2 separate regions of the Mus musculus genome follow, and region 2 is linked to region 1. The links are chromatin loops, found by intact Hi-C in ENCODE. Cell type or tissue: gastrocnemius. All regions are shown on one strand. Links, peaks and the distances in the headings refer to the core of each region. The heading gives the core; the rest is flanking DNA. Region 1 holds the start of Kdm5c (lysine (K)-specific demethylase 5C). Region 2 overlaps Iqsec2 (IQ motif and Sec7 domain 2).

The links. Peaks named below come from ENCODE experiments on the same cell type or tissue, not always from the same donor. Only the 100,000 strongest peaks of a DNase experiment are listed, where the experiment ranks them.
Region 2: it touches region 1 in a loop (2.1-fold over the local background); 1 of 42 quality-filtered maps calls a loop at or near these places.

Annotation. Positions count from the first base shown.
Region 1 is chrX:152,230,289-152,234,682 of GRCm38, forward strand. Kdm5c (lysine (K)-specific demethylase 5C) reads left to right here and starts at 2,939. Exons shown (of 26, transcript NM_013668.4): 1 at 2,939-3,422. The coding sequence starts at 3,273. In gastrocnemius, for the core only: no CTCF peak of the experiment used is centred there; DNase peaks (open chromatin) are centred at 2,616, 2,956 and 3,210; H3K4me3 peaks cover 2,197 bases; H3K27ac peaks cover 2,247 bases.
Region 2 is chrX:152,173,025-152,177,418 of GRCm38, forward strand. The region is part of intron 2 of Iqsec2 (IQ motif and Sec7 domain 2); the gene reads left to right. Among named protein-coding and RNA genes, the nearest start is that of Gm52430, 28 kb to the right of the region's middle. In gastrocnemius, for the core only: a CTCF peak has its summit at 2,462 (motif pointing left); a DNase peak (open chromatin) is centred at 2,453; H3K27ac peaks cover 67 bases.

The DNA.
Region 1 (4,394 bases), core at 265-4,264:
CCCATATACATAAAATAAAATACTGATAATAATAAAAAAAAACTTTTAAAAATCCATGGTAAAGGGATAGTAAATGGTTCACATGTGATGTAGAGGAGGGTTGTAGAGGTGAGAAGGAGATGGATTCCAGAGCTATTTGGAAGTTGGGAATGGTGGCTCCTGCCTGTAAACTCAGTACTTGGGAGGTAGAGACAGGAGGACCGGGGGTTTAAAGTCATCCTTGATTACATAGCAAGTGAAACCTCATGTCAAACAAACAAGCAAACAAGGACCAAACAAACAAAGACAAAAAGACAGCTCATATCTATTTTGGAACTTTAGAAACCCAAATTAAAAAGAGTCACAAGGGTTGGGAATAGAGCTCAGTAGCAGAGCACCCGTTTAGAGAGTATGAAGCTCTATGTTTAGGGCACTGGGTTATCCCTACCACCAAAGCAGTATCATTCTCATGTAGTTTAGCTACAGAGATGAGGGTGTGGTTGGGAATTTAGTTAAGACCTTGAGTTATTGCTCTGCATACATTCTATACCAGAATTCCTCTCCCAGATGGCTGGGCGAGGCCACACCAGCTTTCCCCACAAGGAAAATTCCAAATTCTGGAGCCTACAGCGCCCAGTTTCTGATTGTTCCTCAACAAGACTTGAAGCTTGGAAAACACTGAGCAACTTTCACTGAGCAACAAGTTTCAGCCTAGACTGTCACAGGCAGAATTTATGGGAGTCATACAGTTGTAGGTTTGAATTCTGGCTCTGTCACTTTCTATTTATGTGACTTGGACCTGAGTTTCATTCTACTCATCTGAAAGATGGGAGAATACTACTCCCCAGCACTTGGCTTTTTTTTTTTTTAATTTTCTTTCTTTTTTTTTTTTCGATACAGGGTTTCTCTGTGTAGCCCTGGCTATTCTGGCACTCACTCTGTAGACCAGGCTGGCCTCGAACTCAGAAATCTGCCTGCCTCTGCCTCCCAAGTGCTGGGATTAAAGGCGTGCACCACCACTGCCCTGTAGCACTTGGCTCTTAAAGAAAGGCAGACATTAGGCTGGTGAGATGGCTCAGTGGTTAAGAGTACTGACTGTTCTTCCAGAGGTCCTGCATTCAATTCCCAGCAACCACACAGTGGCTCATAACCATCTGTAATGGGATCCAATACCCTCTTCTGGTGTGTGTCTGAAGACAATTACAATGTACTCGTATACATAAAATAAATAAATACAAAAATAAATAAATTAGCAATGAAAATAATTTTTTAAAAAAGAGACGCAGATATTATTATCTCTAATCTTCCTAAGTAATGAAAGGATTACTTAACTTCATTTTATGAACAAGAAAACCAAGGGTCAGGGACGTGAGGTACTTGGCAGGGCCCAGTGAGTAAATAATCTGTTCCAGGAAGGCATGCTTTTGTATTTTCACATGCTCACAAAAGTTCCTGTTGCATAGTATGACTTTCACAAATACAAATCAATGCATTTTATATCACTGGCTTAAAAGACTGCTCGGTTTCCTTTTGCCCTGTGGTATGTCTGGGCTAAGGACATTAGAGGAGACTGGAGGAAGAATGGGTGGTGCTGAGACCAAAAGCCTGGTGTTCTTTACTCTTTACAGAGATGTTCCTCAGGTAGAAAAGCAAAATGTCTTCAGGTGAGGAACAGCAAACTTACTAACCTTAATTTTAATGCCTTTTCTCCTGTCCAGTTCCATTACTTTACATTATTATTACTATTATTACTATTGAGTTTTTGAGATGGGGAGTAGCCCTATCCTGGCTATCCTGGAAGTAGTTCTGTAGACCAGGATGACATTGAACTCAGAGATTCATCTACCTCTGCCTCCTGAGTACTGGAATTAAAGATGTATGCCACCATGCCTGCCCTTTTTTTTTTTTTTTTTGGAGACAAGAACTCACTGTACAACCTGCCTCTGCCTCCCAAGTGCTGGGATTAATGGCATGTGCCACCTACTGCCCGGCCATTAGTAATAATAATATTACTACTAGTACTACTACTACTACTACTTTGTGAGGCAGGATCTTGCTATGTAGCTCAGGCTGGTCTCAAACTCAAAATCCCCCCCTTTTTAGCCTCTATGTACTGCATATACATGGAATAAACAAAAATGTAAACATCCAGGCCTTTTGGTTTTTTTGTAGCAGTAGTTGCTACAAAAATGGATACACACATATTATACAAAGTGTTTATATAGTTACAATGTATACCAAACAGTCGAAAGCATTCTTTAAAATGCTGATGGCCAATGATACTGGGGAGAATAATGCATTTTTACTCTACGTGGGACTGAAGCTTCTAAAACTCCACATTCTCTAGGGAGTGAGGAGTTTCCTTCTTTCATTTAAAAACAAAAACCTCAGAGGTGTAAGTCTGGTAAATCTTCAATTCACTCAGCAGTAGACACGCGGAATGGGAGGGGGAGGGGGAGGAAGGGGGCGGAGGTTCCTCGAAATCACCGCCTTCCGTGGTTCTCACTGAAAGGACCTGAGAGAAGCAGCAAAGGACATTGGGGAGGAGACAACCGGCTTGGGATCTAGGGTGTGTGCGTGCGCGTGCGCGAGCGTGTGCGAGCGCGCATGGGCGCGTACTAGTTTAGGCTCACTACTTATGGACACTAGCTCCTCTTCCGGTTTGTCTAGAGACTGCGCATGCGCATCACTGGCCTTTAAACGTGCATCGCCGGTCCATCCGGTAAAAGGATCCGGCCATCGATTTACAATTTTGTTCTTCCGCCAATGAAATGAACTATTTTCTCTTAGCCTGAGAAATGTTTTTAACTAACCACCTCCAAATAAGGGACATATACAACCCGATTTCTTTCGGTCATCACATGATGAAGGCTTCCTAGGTTTTTTTCTGACTCAAAGTAAACGGAACTCGGAGAGACACCTTGCGGAGGGATCTGGTTTGTTGTGGTGAGGTACAGAGGTGGGGGGGAGGAGACGCTGACAAACCAAGATGGCGGTGGCAGCGGTGAAACCTGCCGCGACTGGGACTTAACTGTAGTAGTGAAGGCTTCAGTAGTTGGGAGGCAGCGGTAAGGTGTGGAAGAAACGGAACAGGACTAAGAACCTGTAAAAGGAACCTCAGCCTGAGACTTTTAGAGCACGGCACCCGCCCCCCTAAGCCCTTGACGGGCGGTGGCCGTCCTGCTTAGGGCCTAGACTCCGAGAAGTACCTCGGTTTCAGACAGCGGCGGCGCCATGCGTCCTTAAGGGCGACCTGAGCCCTCCCGATCTCTGGCCCAGCCCTCGGGCCCACCATGGAGCTGGGGTCCGACGATTTCCTACCGCCGCCGGAGTGTCCGGTGTTCGAGCCTAGCTGGGCCGAGTTCCGAGACCCTCTTGGCTACATCGCGAAAATCAGACCCATCGCCGAGAAGTCCGGCATTTGCAAGATCCGCCCACCCGCGGTAAGGCTGGGAGCTGATGGTCGCCAGCGGCGAGTTTGTGGGTGGATCCGGGTAGCCAGTGGTGAAGTCCCGGGCGGAGGGCAGCAGGTGTGGGAAGAATATGGGATGGCTGGTATTTTGTGGATGCCTCACGAAGCGGAAAAAGGGTGCTGGGGTCAGGGCTCCTCGTTTTGTGGCATACAAGTGACCTGGGGTCTGAGACCCACTCCCACTCTGCTCTTGAGAATTTCCCTTGATTCAATACACAGATGCTTAATGGGCTGGGGAGAGTTCGCAGGGAGGCACAGAGACTCCCATCTTTTACTTTGTATCACCCTGGTCGAGGCAGTTACAAAGTAACGACTACTGTCATTATTCCCTTTAAGGCAAGCTGTGTGGTGTAGTGGAAAGATCACGTCTCAAAAGGGAGTCAGACGTGAGTTTAAAACTACTTAGAAGGTTAGCAGCTGTATGACCTTGGGCATGTAAAGTAATCCCTGAGCCTGTGAATTGTGTGCTGGGAATAATTAGATTAAACCAGGTAACATAGTGCACTCTGGTAAGTGGTAATTACTGTGACTGTGAAGGTGCTTGATGTGGTCATTGGTTTGCTTCTGTGTGTGTTGACTCATGTTTACTCACGCTGTCAGGCCAATTCATCTCTGATAATATCCTAGCCTGGTGGCCAGTCAGGAAATCATTCTCACAGGGAGTGCTCTTTCTGGCTCCTGCGTTTTCTAGTTGAAGGTAATGTCAGAACCTTCTTGCACATGGTCCCCACAGCCTTCCTATGGAGAAGTTTAGACCAGTTAGCTTGGTATGGCCTTCTCAGAAGATCTGGATTCTACCTCAGGCTCAGAATGTAGATGATCCTATAAGATAAGGTTTTCTTGGGTCCCCAGGAACAATAGTGGAGATATGGAAATCTTCCTTTGCTTCCCAAATGTTCAGCAAAAAGGACCATATTGTTGCTTCTAGTCCTGACTAGCCCAG
Region 2 (4,394 bases), core at 111-4,110, 57 kb before region 1:
ACAAATGCCATAATAATTGCAGTCACTTCTCCTGATGTTTCCCGTATACCAGCCCCGTGCTTGCATTCCCAAATTTCACTTGTTATAGTTTGGGTACATCTTGTTGCAGGGAACAGAAATTTAGCCAAGCTAGCTCAAGAATAGAGAGGGGAGGACTAGACTGAGGCTACACCTCACAAAATTAAGAACAATAAATTAATGATAGCCATGCATTTTCACCACCAAAATCAAGACCCGAAGTCAACGAACAAGATTGCTCTTTGACTCTGTGAATCTCTTGGGCCTATGTCTTGGTTTTATCCCTCATAGCTTGCTTGACCCCTCCCCCCTCTTTGCAAATTCTTCTCTGTGGCTTTTTCTGCTGCTGTGGTATACTAGCATGGTCACAACCTAGAAGCTATGTGACTTAAGGTCCCTGTCATTTAACTGCAAAGATCCTGTCCAGCCTCTGGTAATACAAGACATCGAGGTGGATTTCTGTTCTCTTGAAAATGGATGAGGGTAGAGAGATAAAATACTTAGAACCTGGTATTTCTTTTGCACTGAGCAAGGTTTTTACATGCACAAAAGCGAGCATAGGAGTTGGGTGTCGTGCGTGGCACATGCCTTTAATTCCAGCACTTGGGTAGCAGACACAGGAGTTTGAGGCCAGCCAGGTCTTCAGGGTGAGGTCCATGACAGCCAGGGCTAAACAAAGAAACTCTGTCTCAGAAAACAAACGAACAAAAATTTGAGGTCAGATGTTAAGATTGCCCATCCACTGAGTTTTTGGTCTCTACTTAATTCCAGGTGACCTTTCTTCTCTGTTTTCAAGTTCCATGTTCATATATCAAAACACTATTATATATAAAACAAATTCTTCACTTTTTCTTATGATATTTGTATTGAACCCAGAACCTCATGCATGCTAGACATATGCTCTATTCCTAAGGTACCCTGCTTATTTATTTATTTTAAGTCAAAATGCCTTTTAAACTTTTTTGGGGTGGAGGCAGGGGAGGATGGAGCCCCACTATGTATCCCTGGCTAACCTGGAACTCTCTATGTAGACACATCTGGCCTTGAACTCCCATTGAGAGCATTCCTGAGTGCTGGAATTAAGGGGATGTGCCACCATGTCCAGTCCAAAAATACCTTTCAAGTGCATAGTACAAATGATCATTGCTACCAGTTTGTGGCAGTCTTCATAGCCTCAGAACAACTGGCATAATGGTCCTGATGGTGTAGCTGCTACCAAATTCATGGTCACTTTAGATATTTTTCTGTTTTGTTAGTTCAGTGACTACATTTATAGTTATTTGTAGTATATAATTACAGACACACATTATCAATATTAGCAACATGACGCTTGAGCTTACTTCTCCATTAATACAAACCCTGCAGTTTCTACATTAATTACAGAGGGAATTAATGACCCCTTAGACAAGTTTTCACCTATTAGTAAAGAGTTAGGAACCAGCTGTGCCAGTAATGACTGGTCTCCAGATGTGAGGGCAATGCCCATAGCTCTGAAGTTGACCCTGACCTAGCATCCTCTAGCTAAAACTAAAGTCTTCTTAACACCTCATCTGGGGCCTTCTGGTTCTGGTCCAGCAAGAGATGCTGATATTATTTTTAATAAATATGTAGTATTACTGTTAAGTCTACGTGACAGAGATTATTCCAGGCTCGGGCAGAGTCTCTTTTCTTTTCTCCTCTTCTTACTTTGTTTTTATTATTCCAAATACTAATTATTGCTTTTAGCTCTGAAAATATCTATTGAATTTTAGGTAGTGTTAGAGACTACTTGACACACATTATCTTTAGTCTTCATGACCATTCTGCCAATTAGAGGCGATTTAAGGGTGGGCAAACATATCTAGAGGAAGTGAAGTGACTCGCCAATTCATGCATTTTGTCCTTCATTCAAAGATGATTTATTGAGTAGCTACCAATACCAGTTGATTCAATATGGCAAATAAGATGGTGCACAGTAAAGTGATGGACCCTGCGCTGGACTCCCCTGTCTGGTTAGGAAACAGAAAATATCCACAATTATAAGAATGCCTTAGTGTCTTAGTATCAGGGACAATTCCCAAGCTGATGGTCCAAACTGAGACTTAGAGGATGAGTAGAAGTGATCTAAGGGAGGATGATGTGGTGTGAGATGAAATGGACAGTATTATATGCTGGAAGTGTGGGAGGCGTGGTTGGCACCTGGATTTGTGCGGAACTAAAGCTTCGTCTGCAGTGGGAGTGGGTTGTTAAGAGAAGAATCTGGAAATTAGAAGAGTGTACTTTAGGAGGCTGGAACTGGGGCCCCCGTCAGTTGTACCACTGCTAGGGAGCTACAGGGCTCAGCTGAGGAGTTTCCATGCTTCCTGGGCTCCTTGAAATGTGTACAGGACCAGGCAACCTCCTAGGTGGGTCTGTATGTTAGCCTCACTATATTATAGTGGCTTCAGTGCCCTCTAGTGTCCACTGGCCTATCTTGCAGCTGTGCTGTGTATATCGTCTCCCACCAACATTTATAACCAGCTGGGCCTGTGCTAGGTGCTGGGGACATTGGGATCAGTGAGACACCTGTTCCTACAGATTTCCAAATTAAGTAGATGAAACTGTGAACAGTGTTGAGAGAAGGTGGCTGAGAGACGAGCAGGGTGGAAGGGGACTAGGGAGGTGATTCACCCTGCCTAGATGGGATCAGGGCAGGTTCCCAGAAGACACAGCTTCTAGCTGATTTTTGAAGACTATTCAGGTGGGGAGGTGGCTCTGGGAGGCCAGGGGGAGAGCACAAGTTAAGATGAGGCATGGAATATGAATCAGAAGATGGCCTGGTCGGCCATCAGTGGAAAGAGAGGCCCATTGGTCGTGCAAACTTTATATGCCTCAGTACAGGGGAATGCCAGGGCCAAGTGGGAGTGGGTGGGTGGGGGAGCGTGTGGGGGACTTTTGGGATAGCATTGGAAATGTAAAAGAAATAAATACCCGGGCTGGTGAGATGGCTCAGTGGGTTAGAGCACCCGACTGCTCTTCCGAAGGTCCAGAGTTCAAATCCCAGCAACCACATGGTGGCTCACAACCATCCGTAACAAGATCTGACCCCCTCTTCTGGAGTGTCTGAAGACAGCTTCAATGTACTTACATATAATAAATAAATAAATAAATCTTTAAAAAAAAAAAGAAATAAATACCCAATAAAAAATTAAAAAAAAAAAGATGAGGCATGGAGCCGCTGAGTATGCCTGGGAATTAGAAGTCATTCTGTCTGGGTGAGGTGCAGGTTGGGGGGGGGGATGTGGTACATTTCTGTAACCATAATACTGATAAGATGCAGGCAGAAGGAGCTCAAGTGTAAGGCCAGCCTGGACTCTGAGGTAAAACCCTATCTCAAAACAAAACAAAATGGAGGGAGACCAAGATTAGCTGAAGGTGGAAGATGGGAGCTAGGTCACCTAAGGATCTATGATACCTGCTTATTTACTGGGTATTTAAAGCATGGAATCTAATTGCAAGCTTCTCTACCCTTTGGAATCACACATCCATCTAGGTATCGGATGGAATCTAGAAAATATATTTCTCTGAGAATACTTTCCATACAACTCCAGGGGCTTTACAGGTACTCCCTTCCCTGCCTAGCAATGAACCATAGACTTCCAAACTTACCCTAGTTTAAGTAAGGAAAGCCTATGATGGCCTCCAAGGATTTGCAATATTGAACCCCTCCTGCACCTCCAGCCTCATGTGTGTTCTGCAATGTTACCTCTGCCACATTGGCCTCTTTGAAGTTCCTGGAAGCAGTAGCTCAGGTCTTTTCTTCTGCATAGAATTCTTTCTCCTTCCTGTCTCCATGTGAACATAATATCTGTCTCCGCTCAGACATACACTTCCTGAAGACAGGACATTATCTCCCTTTAGAAGCCAGCACTGTGCCTAGTCCACAGTACCTGCCAGATGAAGGACTTACTAGTACCCTGTGGCTGGAAGAAAGTTCCTCACTCTGAATTCATTCAGCTCCTTGTGAGTCATTATATAAGTTTATGTAACATGCTTAGATATGCCTGAATCATACAAAGGCAGTTCATTAATAGGTATTTTCCTAGAATTCTTCCCCATGCCTGAAGCAAATGGGCTTCTCAAAAGTACCCCCTCTATCCACTGGGAGCTGTTGCTCAAACGATACTCTTCCATTATCATGAGCATACTTGAGCCTATGGAACCTTGACAAGAACCTATGAGGTAAGCCAGGTGTGGTGGCACTCAACAAGCTGAAACAGCAGGACTGCTGTGAGTCTGAGGTCAGTCTGGGTGACATAACCAGTAGCAGGACAGCCCAAGGCTATGTAGCCCCCATCTCAAAAAATGACAAATGAAAAAACAGCGTTGTGGGGTAACGGAGCATGGTGGGATGGCAC